Linked DNA regions of Homo sapiens: region 1 is linked to region 2. The links are chromatin contacts, found by Hi-C or POLR2A ChIA-PET in ENCODE. All regions are on one chromosome and are shown on one strand. Each heading gives the region's core, a stretch centred on a gene start or an enhancer-like site at or near the end of the contact. The rest is flanking DNA. Distances are from core to core; before and after follow the strand shown. Region 1 holds the start of HACL2 (2-hydroxyacyl-CoA lyase 2). Region 2 holds the start of BRD4 (bromodomain containing 4).

What was found. Hi-C counts contacts between places; a loop is a spot of excess contacts on that map. ChIA-PET counts read pairs that join two places held with the same protein, here RNA polymerase II (POLR2A). Pooled maps may share reads with other maps.
Region 1: a loop to region 2 is called in a map of CD8-positive, alpha-beta T cell, with 6 times the contacts of the local background. The contact joins the promoter of HACL2 here to the promoter of BRD4 in region 2. A Hi-C loop is called at or near these places in 3 of 168 maps with a recorded cell type or tissue (B cell, CD8-positive, alpha-beta T cell and ascending aorta), 7 of 37 single-sample maps with no recorded cell type and 20 of 50 pooled maps. POLR2A ChIA-PET finds 5 or more read pairs at or near these places in 5 of 52 experiments (CD4-positive, alpha-beta T cell, H1, HEK293T and 2 more).

What each region holds. Positions count from the first base shown.
Region 1 is chr19:15,123,561-15,130,313 of GRCh38, reverse strand. It overlaps HACL2 (2-hydroxyacyl-CoA lyase 2), which reads left to right and starts at 4,528. Exons shown (of 16, transcript NM_006844.5): 1 at 4,528-4,658; 2 at 5,245-5,389; 3 at 6,738-6,753. The coding sequence starts at 5,255. ILVBL-AS1 (ILVBL antisense RNA 1) reads right to left here and starts at 6,154. Exons shown (of 3, transcript NR_186314.1): 1 at 6,089-6,154; 2 at 5,809-5,850; 3 at 4,140-4,387. RefSeq lists silencers at 4,385-4,454, 5,025-5,074 and enhancers at 4,675-4,764, 4,259-5,022, 5,023-5,788.
Region 2 is chr19:15,328,290-15,335,483 of GRCh38, reverse strand. BRD4 (bromodomain containing 4) reads left to right here and starts at 2,945. Exons shown (of 20, transcript NM_001379291.1): 1 at 2,945-3,194. LOC124904643 (a long non-coding RNA gene) reads right to left here and starts at 2,871. Exons shown (of 4, transcript XR_007067146.1): 1 at 2,836-2,871. RefSeq lists silencers at 2,636-2,705, 2,846-2,945, 3,176-3,405, 3,606-3,705, 3,736-3,885 and 2 more and an enhancer at 2,063-2,679.

The DNA of each region.
Region 1 (6,753 bases), core at 3,279-5,778, 210 kb after region 2:
TTAGGAGCCTTCTCGAAGGCTGTAGGAGCGTTTAGAAACACAGGGATTTCATGCCCACCGGGAAGAGTCAGGAAATCTGGGAACCAGTTTAGTACTGAACCACTTGCTGAGACTTGCAGAGATCACCCCGCTCTGTGTCTCACAAGTCATCAAAGAGAGGACTTGACATTGATGATCGCTTCCCTCTGTGACATTTCCAGACTCTATACTTACTTCGAAACTCATAAAAATAAGCATTGACAAGGATATGAGGGTGTGGTAAGCGCATTGCTTCCCCAGACTTGAAACACTTAACAGCAGCGTTTCCTGCGAGTAACATCAAAGACACCTTTGAATTGCACAGGCAGAAATTGAGTCCCTTTTCCAGTTCTCTTTCAAATCTTCTGGTTACTTCAAGGGATCACTTTGGTTTGGTGCCAGTGTGTCTTTAAACAATTCTATTTATTTATGGACGGTGTGTGTGTGCATATAATTATCTATTTATTTACACATATATGTATAAAATTATATGTACGTAATTTTAGTTTTTAAAGGATCATGCAGTAAAATTGAAATTTTTAGAGTTCAGTTCAATAAAAATTTTAACATAGGTAACCACTATCATAATTAGAATTTTAACACATGCAGCCACCATAATACAAAACAGTTCTATCACCCCCAAAACCTTCTATGCTACCCCCTTTATTCTAACACCCTTCCCTAACCCCTGGCAACACTGATCTTTCCTCCCATAGTATGGTTTTGTCACTTTTGGAGAATATCATATAAATGGATCATATTAATGGTACCTTTGAAATTGGCTTCTTTCTTTTTGTTTTGAGACGGAGTTTTGCTCTTGTTGCTCAGGCTGGAGTGCAATGGCACAATCTTGGCTCACTGCAAACTCTGTCTCCTGGGTTCAAGTGATCCTCCTGCCCCAGCCTCCTGAGTAGCTGGGATTATAGGCGCCCACCACGACACCTGGCTAATTTTTTATGTTTTTTGTAGAGACGGGGTTTCACCATGTTGGTCAGGGTGGTCTCGAACTCCTGACCTCAGGTCATCCACCCGCCTCCGCCTTCCAAAGTGCTGGGATTACAGGCATGAGCCCCACGCCCGGCCAAGATTGGCTTCTTTCAATCAGGCTACTTATTTTGAGATTCATCCAAAGTGTTGCGTGCTTCTTTGCTTTTCTGTTTTGTTGTATTTTATGTTTTTAGCAAGACAGAGGGTCTTGCTCTGTCTCCCAGACTGGAGTGCAGTTGCACAATCATGGCTCACTGCAGCCTCAAACTCCTGGGCTCAAGAGATCTTCCTGCTTCAGCCTCCAGTATCTGGGACTACAGCTGCATGCCACCATGCCTGACTACATACATATATATATATATTTTTTTTTTAGATGGAGTCTCGCTTTATTACCCAGGCTGGAGTACAATGCCACGATCTCAGCTCACTGCAACCTCTGCCTCCCGGGTTCAAGTGATTCTCCTGCCTCAGCCTCCTGAGTAGCTGGGATTACAGGCACCCACCACCATGCCCAGCTAGTTTTTTATATTTTTAGTAGAGCGGGGTTTCACCATGTTGGTCTGGCTGGTCTTGAACACCTGACCTCAGGTGATCCACCCGCCTCAGCCTCCCAAAGTGCTGGGATTACAAGCGTGAGCCACTGCACCTGGCCTGTCGTGTTTTAGTAGTTTGCCCTCTTTATTGCTGAGCAGTGTTTCATGGTATGGGTGAATCACAGTTTGTTTAACCATTCCTCTCTTAAGGGATATTTTTTTTGTTGTTTTTTGTTATTTTTTCCAGTTTTCAGCTATTGCAACTAAAGCACCTATGAATAATCATGTGCAGATTGTGTGTGGTTGCATATTGTTCAAAATCCTCTCTGGCTTTCCAATTCACTTAGAATAAAATTTGCAGTCCTCATGCAGTCTGTAAAATCATACCTGTCTGGCCTTTGTCCAGCCTTTGATAGCGTCTCCTCCCTGCCTCCTCTGCTCTCTTCCTTCTAGCTATCCTGGCTTTCCTGACTTTCTCTGCACATGCAAAGCCCATCCCATTTGTAATGAGTTGAATGACAGACCCTAAAATGTACATTCAGAACGTGCAAATGTGACCTAACTTGGAAAATGTGTTTTTGCAGAAGTAGTTAAGTGAGGGGTCTCAAGATGAGCCTATCCTGGATGAGGGTGGTCCCTAAATGCAATGACAAGTATCCTTGTAAGACGTAGAGGAGGAGGGCCGGGCCCGATGGCTCATGCCTGTAATCCCAGCACTTTGGGAGGCTGAGGCAGGCGGATTGCCTGAGGTCAGGAGTTCGAGACCACTCTGGTGAATATGGTGAAACCCCATCTCTACTAAAAATACAAAAAAATTTAGCCGGGTGTTGTGGTGTGTGCCTGTAATCCCAGCTACTCAGGAGGCTGAGGCAGGAGAATTGCCTGAACCTAGGAGGTGGAGGTTACAGCGAGCCGAGATTGCGCCACTGCACTCCAGCCTGGGCGAAAGAGTGAGACTCCGTCTCAAAAAAAAAAAAAAAAAAGATACAGAAGGAGATGCAGGCACAGGGAATAAGGCCATCTGAAGATATACGGAGAAATTGGAGTGACGCAGCCATAAGCCAAAGAATGCCTGGAGCCTCTTGAAGTTGGAGAAGGTAAGGATCCTCCCCAAAGATCTCGAGAGAGTGTATGGCCCCACTGATGCCTCCATGCTGAATTTCTGGCCTCCCGAAGTGTAAGAGAATTAATTCCTGTTGTTTCAAGCCACCCAATTTGTGGTAATGTGTTATGGCCATCAAAGGAAATTAATAAAACACCTCAGGGCCTTTGCATGTGCCATCTTCTCTACCTGGATTACTCTTTCTCCAGATCCTTGTGGGGCCCATGTCCTCACTTCCTCCTGGTCTCTCTGCTCAACTGTCACCTCCTTAGAGAGTCCTTCTGCTTGTCCTAAGAGAGGCCCTTACTGTATCCCTCTAACTCAATAATTTGTTGCACTTCTCTTTAAATTTCGATCAATTTAGATACATGGTATTTGTTTCCTCCCCTGCCCCACACCCACCCCCTTTTTTTTAGAGACAGGGTCTTGCTCTGTTGCCCCAGCTGGAGTGCAGTGGCACGATCACAGCTCACTGTAGACACAACCTCTTGGGTTCAAGCAATCCTCCCTTCTCAACCTCCCAAGCAAAAGGGATAACAAGCACGTGCCACCATACTCAGCTAATTTTTTTTCTTTTAAAAAAAATTTTTTTTAGACAGAGTCTTGCTCTGTTTCCCAGGCTGGAGTGCAATGGCGTGATCTCAGCTCACCGCAACCTCCACCTCCCGGGTTCAAGCGATTCTCCTGGCTAAGTTTGTTTGTTTGTTTGTTTTTTGGAGAGACTGGGTCTCACTTTTTGGCCCCGGTTGGTCTCAAATTCCTGGCCTCAAGCGATCCTCCTGTCTTGGCCTCCCAAAGTGCTGGGATTACACACATGGACCACCATGCCAGGCTTGTTTCCCTTTTTAAAAAAATCACTTGTCCTCTGTGTATATTTGTTTCAGGGACTGTTGAATAATCCAGCTTTCGGCTGAGAAGCTTTTTGGACATTTGCCTAGTGACAATCTTTCTTTATCTGGGGAGAGATTGGTCAGATAATTAGTCTTGGAGCATGTTAAAGCTTTGTCTCCCAAGAAAGAATTTACATCTATTACAACATCTTTCTCTCTCTCTGGAAAATTGTATCCTTGTTATTAAGACTTTTTTTTTCTTTTTTAGCTTTACAGAAAAGCTGCAAAGATAGCAAGATAATTTTTGTCTACTCTTTATCCAGCTTCCCTGAATGCTAACATCTTATATAACCATAATACATTTACTGAAACAAAAAGATTAACACTGGTTCATTACTACTAACTCAACTCCAAACTTTATTTGGATTTCACCAACTTTATCCACAAATTTGTCCTTTTTTTGATTCCTGGATCCAGTCCAGGGTACTATATTGAATTTAGTTGTCACAGCTCCTTTCCCTCCTCTAGTCTGTGGCAGTGCCTCAGTCTTTGTTTTTCATGACCTTGACAGTTTTGTAGAGGTCTGGTTAGGCATTTTGTAGAATGTGACTCAGTGTGAATTTCCTTTGCTTACTACTATACCTATTATACAAAAAATATACACATATATATATATACATGCACAAATATTTATTTATAGTGTGGAAAATATACATAACATAAAATTTACCATTTTTTAAGTATTATTATTATTTTGTGAGACATGGTCTTGCTCTGGTACGGCCCCGCTGGTGTGGAAAGCGAGCTGTGTTCGGAGGGCCTGAACCTACGGGCTTCCACCGTGGGGCCAATGGAAAGCTGCGGAAGGTGGGCCCCCAAAGGTCTGGGCTCCTGAAGCCGCTGAGGGGCGTGGCCTCCTGGTTTTAAAACATAAAATGGGTGTGAGGTCTGCAGTGCGAGCCAATGAAAGGCAAGGGGAGGCGGGGTCTATGAGGGAGGCGGCCAGTAGAGGCAAGGCTCTTTCGGGTGGCCCCGGAGCGGGGCTCCGACTGTGCGCATGCGCATCGGGCCGGACTACGGGGCGCCGCTGAGCCAAGTGGGCCACCCGGGCACGGCCACGCTCCCGGGTCACGTGACACGGAGGGGGCCGAATTCTGCTGGAGGCAGCGCCATATCCTGGAGGTGAAGGTGAATAGCGTCGGGGGTCGAGCTGGTGTGGGAGAACCACATCCTGATGCGATGTGACCTCGACCCAGCCTGGCCCGGGGTCGGGGATCAGGCTCGGGCCCGTGCGCTCTTTAAGGGAGAGGCGTGGGTTGCGTGGAGGGTCGCGCCCGCTAACCCGGGGGCGTGACCTCGTGCCTCTTGGTGACGTAACATGGGGCGGGCTCACTACTGGGGCTGAGATTTGGGGTCCGGTTGTGGAAAGAGAGGCGGGGCTTCCGCCTGTCCATTGACAAGTAGGTAAGTGGAAGATAACTGTGTGGTGCTGTCGTCGCCACCTTGACTTGTGGTGGCTAGTTTGGGTGGGAGTGGTGGTGATGTAAAGGACTGGGGCTAGCCCCGCGAGGGGCGTGACCTTGTCACGGAGAGGCATGGCTTCACCCCGAGCCTAGGCGCACAAAGGGCGTGGTCTGGCAGGGTTGGGGGCGTGGCCGCACAGAAACTGGCGGCAAGGGTCGTGGCCCTGGATCCTGCTGCGAGAAGGGGCGCGATTTCTTCCGGAGAGGTTCCCTGTCGCGCCCAAGTCTGGGAAGTGCCCTTTCTCTCTTAGGTACCACCTCATGGAGACCCCCGCGGCCGCCGCCCCCGCTGGGAGCTTATTCCCCTCCTTCCTGCTCCTGGCCTGCGGGACGCTGGTGGCCGCCTTGCTGGGCGCCGCTCACCGCCTGGGGCTCTTCTATCAGCTGCTGCACAAGGTGCGGGGCACAGAATGGGAGGTGGGCTGGGGGCAGTCAAAGAGGGAGGGGCCTCGTGGTGCTGCTTCCAGCTCACTCATTGTGCAGGGTGGGAAAGCGAGCCCCGACTAGTCCAGAGGGACTGGTAAGAGGTTCTGTCCAGGGCCCTGTCTCCATTGCCACGCTGTGTATGGAGGCCTGGACTTTGCCACTGGTAAGAGAGAACACGGAAGCTGCCGCTGCCGGGGCACTCGCACCCCACCTACCTCCTTCCCCAGTGACTCTTTTCACAGAACAGATGGACAGCACTCTGTGCTCCCTAACCTGGATGGGATAAATGGGGCAGAGGGCAGGCTCCAGCGAGGGGGTGGCAGTGACAGTTTCATAACAGTTGCCCTCTGCTGAGCTCAGTACTGTAGACTTTCTTACCTACCCCTTACCTTTTCCTTGAAAGTAGGTGCTGTTCTTTCTGTCTTCATTTTCTGCAAGAGGAAGCTGAGGCTCAGAGAGATTGTGTGGTGGTTTGCCCTAGGTGACATGTTTGGAGAGAGCTGACCCCACAGGTGTCCCCCTAAACTCCTTGCACCTCTGTTTGAAATTTACCCCTTCTCCAGACCCCTTCCTCAACCCTTTCTCTCCTAGCAGGGACCAAGCTTGACCTCTCCCTCCCCAAACCCTTCTCTACTGCTTCCTCTGCTAGCCAGGAGTGATGCCACTGACCTTCAGGACTTAGGAGATTTAAAGCAAGCCTTGGATGTGTAGGGCTGTGAGGCAGCTGGAGTTGGGAGGCCTCGGCACAGTCTGTGCCAGCAGCTCACTCCCGTGCCAGGCACATGGTGGCTGGCAGCCTGTCAACTAAGCCCTGGGCCTGTTTAGCGTCCATCAGGAGGGCATCAGGGAGGCTGGGATCAGGAGCCCAGCTGCCAGGCTCTGCAAGGATACTGGAGGGCAGGGAGGAGTCACAGCAGATGGCTCCCTGCCATCTGCTCTGCGTGCGTTGTGCCCCTGGCCAAACCCCCTGGGTTATATAACCCTCTCCTCTCTCCCTGATTGCCCTGCCATCCTGGAGACAGGCAGTGTAACAGTGGGGCACTTAAGAGCGTGGGTTCTATTGAACTTTCAGTCTTACTTGGGCAAGCCTTGATGTCCTCAGCTGTAAGAGGGATGTAATGACAAGAGGATCTGATAAGATGTTATGCCTTGGTTTGAGCCTGGCATGTAGTATAATATATGCCTAACCAAGACCAAGCTTCTCTTGACCTCTCACCCTGCTCCTGCCCCCTTACCTGGGGCAGGGGGATTGCCCCCTTTCCCAGCTGCCCTCTGCCCTGGCCTTTAACTTTATTGCTCCACCTGTCCTTGGGCCCAGGTGGACAAGGCAAGCG
Region 2 (7,194 bases), core at 1,696-4,195:
GCAACAGAGCAAGACCCTGTCATAAATGAATAAATTAATACATAGATACATGAATGAATGAAAAAATTTAATTTTTAACTTTGCTTAGGACCCATTAGTGATTTATGATTGCCCCTGGTTAAGCATGAGCAAACACATGATAGAAAAGAACTATTTTACTGGTATCCTATTATATCCATATATTCTGAAACCATGGGCCATCAGGAAATGTTTCATTACTTGGACTTAAAAAAAAAATACCACGCAGACTTTTTTGTTTTTTTTTTTGAGACGGAGTTTTGCCCTGTCACCCAGGCTGGAGTGCAGTGGCATGATCTTGGCTCACTGCAACCTCCACCTCCCAGGTTCAAGCGATTCTCCTGCCTCGGCCTCCTGAGTAGCTGGGACTACAGGTGCCCGCCACCACACCCGGCTAATTTTGTTTGTATTTTTAGTAGAGACGGGGTTTCACCATGTTGCCCAGGTTGGTCTCAAACTCCTGACCTCAGGTAATCTACCCGCATTGGCCTCCCAAAGTGCTAGGATTACAGGTGTGAGCCACTGTGCCTGGCCCCATGTAGACTTTTTAGAACTGAGTTTGCTTTCCTTTTTTTTTTTTTTTTTTTTTTGAGATGGAGTCTCACTGTCGCCCAGGCTGGAGTGGAGTGGCACGATCTCAGCTCACTGCCACCTCTGCCTCTTGGGTTCAAGTGATTCTCCTGCCTCAGCCTCCAAAGTAGCTAGGATTACAGGCACCCGCTACCATACCTGGCTAATTTTTATATTTTTAGTAGAGTCGAAGTTTCACCATGTTGGCCAGGCTGGTCTAGAACTCCTGACCTCAGGTGATCCACCTGCCTCGACCTCCCAAAGTGCTGGGATTACAGGTGTGAGCCACCGCGCCCAGCCTGCTTTCCATTTTTAAAAGATGGGAATACAAAATGCTAAGAGAATGGCCTGGGTGCGGTGGCTCACGCCTGTAGTTCCAGCACTTTGGGAGGCTGAGGGAGGTGGATCGCTTGAGCCCAGGAATTCAAGACCAGTCTGGGCAACATGGTGAGACCTCCTCTCCACAAAAATACAAAAATTAGCTGGGCACGGTGGCGCACACCTGTGGTCCCAGCTACTAAAGAGGCTGACGTGGGAGGATCACTTGAGACTGAGAGTTTGAGGTTACAGTGAGCTATGATCCAGCCACTGCACTCCAGCCTGGGTGACAGAGCAAGATCTTGTCTTAAAAAAAAAAATATATATATATATAAAAGGAAAGAGAAGTGGTTGTTTCCAGGTTTGAAAAATTTCACAGTATTATTTTAAGCTACAAGAGACATATGCCTAACTTCCTCCTTTTAGCAATCTCAAAACTACCCCATGTTTACTAAGCTCTTCCGTGGCCAGGTGGGGTGCTTTGGAAGCCCTAGAAGAGGTCATATGATGTTTTTTCCCCTCGGACTCACACATGTAGAGTAGGCACATACGTCCTGGAGCTGACTTAGGGTTGAGTCTTTTTCTTTTTTGGAGACAGAGCCTTGCTCTGTCGCCCAGGCTAGAGTGCAGTGGCACAATCTCGGCTCACTGCAACCTACGCCTCCCGGGTTCAAGTGATTCTTCTGCCTTAGCCTCCTGAGTAGCTGGCATTACAGGCATGGGATTACAGGCATGCGCCACCACACCCGGCTAATTTTTTTTTTTTTTTTTTGAGACGGAGTCTCGCTCTGTCGCACAGGCTGGAGTGCAGGGGCGCGATCTCCGCTCACAGCAAGCTCCGCCTCCCGGGTTCACGCCATTCTCCTGCCTCAGTCTCTCGAGTAGCTGGGACTACAGGCGCCCACCACCACACCCGGCTAATTTTTTGTATTTTTAGTAGAGACGGGGTTTCACCGTCTTAGCCAGGATGGTCTCGATCTCCTTACCTCGTGATCTGCCCGCCTCCCAAAGTGCTGGGATTACAGGCGTGAGCCACTGCGCCCGGCCCACACGGGGCTAATTTTTGTATTTTTAGTAGAGGCGAGGTTTCACTCTGTTGGCTAGGATGGTCTCCAACCCCTGGCCTCAAGCCAACCTCCTGCCTCTGCCTCCCAAAGTGCTGAGATTACAGGTGTGAGCCACCGAGCCTGGTCTGACTTGGGGTTGAGTCTTAAGGATGGGAAGGAGCTGGGCGCGGTGGCTCACGCCTGTAATACTAGCACTTTGGGAGGTCGAGGCAGGAGGATCGCTTGAGTCCAGGAGACAGAGACCAGCCTGGCCAACATCGTGAGATCCCATCTCTACAAAAAATAGTTAGCTGGGTGTGGTGGTGCACACCTGTAGTCCCAGCTACTTGGGAGGCTGAAGCAGGAGGATCGCTTGAGGCCAGCAGGTTGAGGCTGCAGTGAGCTATGACTGCACTACTGCACTCCAGCCTGGGGGACAGAGCAAGACCATGTCCCTTTTTTTAAAAAGGTGGGTTGGAAGAAGATCAACAGGGGGGCATAAGAGGAGAAAGGTGCTACCTCCCTGCCCAGGGGCAGCCAAGGAGGATCCGCCTCGGCCTTGCTCGCAGCCTCCTCTCACCTCCTTTCCTCCACTTCACCCCAGCCCCGGCGCCCCCATCGCAGCTCTCTCGCCTCAGCCTCCCTACCTGGGGTCCCCCCTTAGGGCTCTCTCCTCCGCCTCCTCCATCAGTCTGTGGGGTCCCTCCTCACCATCCTCCCTCCCTGTGAGGGTCTGTCTTCAGACCTTTCTTAGTATTTTGGATGTCTCTCTCAGCCTTCAGATCTTTTCCCGCAGGCCCAGCCTGCAGTCCGCCCGTTTCCCCCAGCCCGCTCCTTCGCTCTGCGGGGTCTCCTCCCTCAGTCCGCGGTATCCCCCACTCACCTCGCAGCCACTGTCTCTCCAGAGCTCGTTCGCGCTGGGCGCGGGGGCGGGGCGCGCACACCGGGCGGCGGCGGCGCGGGGCCGCGCGCGCAGCGTGCGCGGTGACGTCAGTGCGCTGGCGGCGGCGGCGGCGGCGGCGGCGGCGGCTGGGCTGTTTGTTCTGGTCTCCCGCAGCCGAGGAGCCGAAGCAGTGGCGGCGGCAGCGGCTGCGGCGGCTGCCGGCGGTGCCCGCGGGCGAGCGCGGCCTGTGAGCTCGGCAGAGCGGCGGGCGGGCCCCGGCGCCGCGCAGGCAGCTCGGGGAGGGGGCGGCGGCAGCGGGCGGACGGCCGGCGGGGGCGGCGTGCGGCCTAGCGTCTCAGGTGAGGACTGGTGCCCTTTGGGGCGGCGGACGACACTGGGCGGCTGGCGGAGGCTCGCGGCGCGGTCCGCGTAACCTGCATTGCGTAATGGGGCCGGGGCGCCGCCACCTACGCCATCCGCGCGGCGCGGGGGCGGGGAGGCCGGGGCTACGCGGGCTCGGGCCTGCGGGCCTCCCGCGCCGTTCGTTCCGGGCCGGGGCGGCCTGCGCCGTTGGTGTCGGGGCGGCGGGGTCGCTCGCGGCTGTCCTGCCTTTGGTGCCGTCGGACCCGGGCTTGGGCTGGCCGGCGGGGCGCGGGTGGGGGGCGCGGGCGCCGCGGCGGGGCCGGCGGTCGGGGGCGGGCGGGGGGCGGGCCGAGGCGCCCGGCACTTCCTGCCGCCGCCATTTTGTTAAGTGAGGAGGAGGAGGAGGAGGAGGAAGCGGCCGCCGCGGGGTCCGCGGCGCGCCCGGCCCGGGTAAGTCCCGGCCTGGCGCGGGGGCCGCGAGCGCAGCTGTCCCGGTCCGCGGTCCTCTAGGCGGGCTCGGCCGCGGCGCTCACGTGGGCCGGGGCCGGCGCGCTCTCCTTCTGGCACCCAGGTCGTTTTGCCTGGGCCGGGGCAGCGCGCCCCCACCCCCATCTCTTCACCTTCCCGGCGGTCCCCGGAGTGCTGCGGAGAAAGGGGCAGGTCCCCTGCGGAGGGAGGTGGCTGCGGCTGCACGCCGGTCTGAGGCCAGGCCTCAGGGCGGGAGCGGTGCCCTGGAGGCGAGCTTGGCCCGCTTGACGCACCCACTCTCAGCCTGGCAGCCCCTTGCTGGGCGCTTTGTTTTGCTCGGTCCGTGCTCGCCGGCGTCCTTGCAACGGCCTATTTTATTTGCAGTGTTGTGTGGTGGTGGTGATTGTGGTGATTTGGGGTGGGGATGTGGGGGAGTTGTGATTCAGCGAAATAAAATGATCCCCCTCCTCCCAAACGGAAATAGCATGGCTTCACTCGGCTGAGATGCCCCCAAGGCTTGGGTTTGCTTGAAGATGGGAAACCCCACTCTGTTGTAGTGGACGGTGTAAATACTTTAGTTCAGGCCGGTGCATGAGTCATGTGCTTCTCCTGGGTGGCTGACCTCCCTTTTACTCAAGACTACGCTTTGTTTTTTTAAGATTTTTATTTGCTTGTTTACTTGTTTACGTTTCGTGCAGCCTGGTGGGGTGTCTGGTCTTGGGTTCATTTCTCTGCGTGTGTGTTGGATGCTAGTGACCCCTTGGAATGTATGCCTCACGAGAATTGGAATGTCTTTGCTTACCTTCGACAGGGCTCTACCAGTCCGTGGTTCCAAAAACCAAGTCGCAGTTTACCTCGTAAGCCAGTGGCTCTTTGGGGCTGTAACAATGGTCGGGAGTTTTTTGTGAATGGAGCTGTCAAGTTCCCTACCGTCTTTGGAAGTTGTAAAGAAAGCGATACTCAAAAGGATTTATGAATGTGTTTTTAATTTCAAGAAAGTTTTTGATGGCACAATCTGTTTTATGATCTTGCCAATATATACATATACTTTTAGATGGAGTCTCGCTCTGTCGCCCAGGCTGTAGTGCAGTGGCGCGATCTCGGCTCACTGCAACCTCTGCCTCCTGGGTTCAAGCGATTCTCCTGTCTCAGCCTCTCGAGTAGCTGGGACTACAGGCGCCCGCCACCACATCTAGCTAATTTTTGCATTTTTAGGAGAGACGCGGGTTTCACCATGTTGGCCAGGCTGGTCTCGAACTCCTGACCTCAGGTGTTCCATCCTCCTCGGCTTCCCAAAGTGTTGGGATTACAGGCATGAGCCACCGTTCCCGGCCGCCAATAATTTCATAAAGCATTTATTTCGGTTTAATTTGGGTGGGGATTATGTTTTTTATCTTTTTATCTTATCACTGATGCGTTGTAGATAACCAAGCGCTTCCCCCCAAAAACTTCAGCCAGGGAAAGATAAACCACTCAGGGTTTCCATTGATCAAATGGAGAAGGCAAAGCCTAATCTGAAACAAAATGTATTGCTGCTCTGTTATCCACCATACCTCTTTCTTTGGTAGGAAACATAGTATCTTAAAGGCTCAAACTGGAGTTAGCCGGTCTCAGAATGGCTTTAGTTGGTCTTAATTGGAAGGAGTCGAGTCCACCTCCGAGTATCTTGCTAGCAGTCAGCCCAGTGGAATTGCTGAAGATAAGGAACTTTGCCTACGGATGAAAGATAAGAAGGTAGCTGCTGAGTTTTAAGGATTGTTTGGCTGTTCTGGGGTGCTATATGCCTAGCTTCGCTAGTCTGGAGGACAGCGAGGGAAAATTTTTAGCTAAGAATAACGAGAATCATTGGCCACTTAGTAACATTTCCACTAAATTATTGAATTGTTTAAAGGAATTTAGACTTTGTTTCTAAAAGTTGCCTTTTTGAGCCAGTTGTTGTGATCTTTGTACTAAATTGCACTTTTGCTTTAGGAGGTGGGGGTAACAATATTTTCTTGTTTCACAATTCAGGTTATTGAATGACTTCAGATTTACAGATTTAAGAGATTGAATTTTGTTTTGTTTTTATTTTTTATTTTTTTGAGAGAGTCTGAAGTCAGTCGACAGGCTGGAGTGCAGTGGTGCGATCTCGGCTCACTGCAACCTCTGCCTCCTGGGTTCAAGCGAGTCTCCTGCCTCAGCCTCCCGAGTAGCTGGGATTACAGGCACGCGCCGCCACGCCCAGCTAATTTTTGTATTTTTAGTAGAGACGGGGTTTCATCATATTGGCCAGTATGGTCTCGATCTCCTGATCTCGTGATCCGCCAGCCTCGGCCTCCCAAAGTACTGGGTTTACAGGCATGAGCCACTGCGCCCGGCCTGTTTTGTTTTTAAAGCAAAAAACCATTTGGCACCTCAGTGATTTGAAGACCCTGGGCTGTTAAATCTGCTTCTGACAACCTACTGTATAGTGTGTTGTATTTTGTGAATGTAAAATGTTTTGGTTTCTGATTTTGAATAAACTTGTAGAGTAGACCATGTTTGTCTTTATGTTCCTGGCAAATCTGTAAAAAGGAAAGATAAGCTTGTCATTGGAGCTCCTAATGTTTCATAAATCTTTGTGATTTTTGGTGTCTAGAAAAGAGTGTACATTTGCGAGGTGAGAATTGTGGGGAATTCCTTGCTGGTGCTGACATTTAATACATAAGAGATGAGTTTGGAAAGATAAAATTTCCTTGTTAACTTAAAAAAAAAAAAAGCAGAATGCGCCGGGCGTGGTGGCTCACGCCTGTGATCCCAGCACTTTGAGAGGCCGAGGCGGGCAGATCACCTGGGGTCAAAAGTTCGACACCAGCCTGACAAACATGGAGAAACCACGTCTCTATTAAAAATACAAAATTAGCCGGGCATAGTGGCGCATGCCTGTAATCCCAGCTACTCGGGAGGCTGAGGCAGGAGAATCGCTTGAACCCGGGAGGCGGAGGTTGCGGTGAGCCAAGGTCATGCCATTGCACTCCAGTCTGGTCAATAAGAGCGAAACTCCGTCCCAAAACAAAAAACAAAACCAGAATGTAAGTTGGATGAGGGCAGGGTTTTGTTTGCTTGGCTTTGCCTGTTTTATTCTGTTGTATCTTGTGCCTAGAAGAGCACCTTAAATAGTCTCAATGAATAAACGGGAGAAGTAATTGAGCAAGAATTTTGCATGCCGTAATGCCAAATGCAAATAATCCCGCTTTAAAAATGTTGTTAGCCGTGGACATAATTGTTCGGTAGTGACTTACAAGGAATGTGAGTTTCAACTAAGATAACGCTGGGGTCCCTCGGTGTTGTAGTAAACTTATTAGTCCGAGCAGCCTGGCATGCAGTGTGTTTCCATGCACTACTGGACATTTCCCACTTAGCAGTTTGAAGTGCGGTGAGTGGCTTTGCGCTGTGGTTCAACCCTGACCTGCCAAAAGTATTTTCAAGAGGGATATGAAGTGGGCAATAAACACATATGGGTAGCATTTCTTAATGTGAATCTCATGTTGTCAATAAAAACCTGTTAAG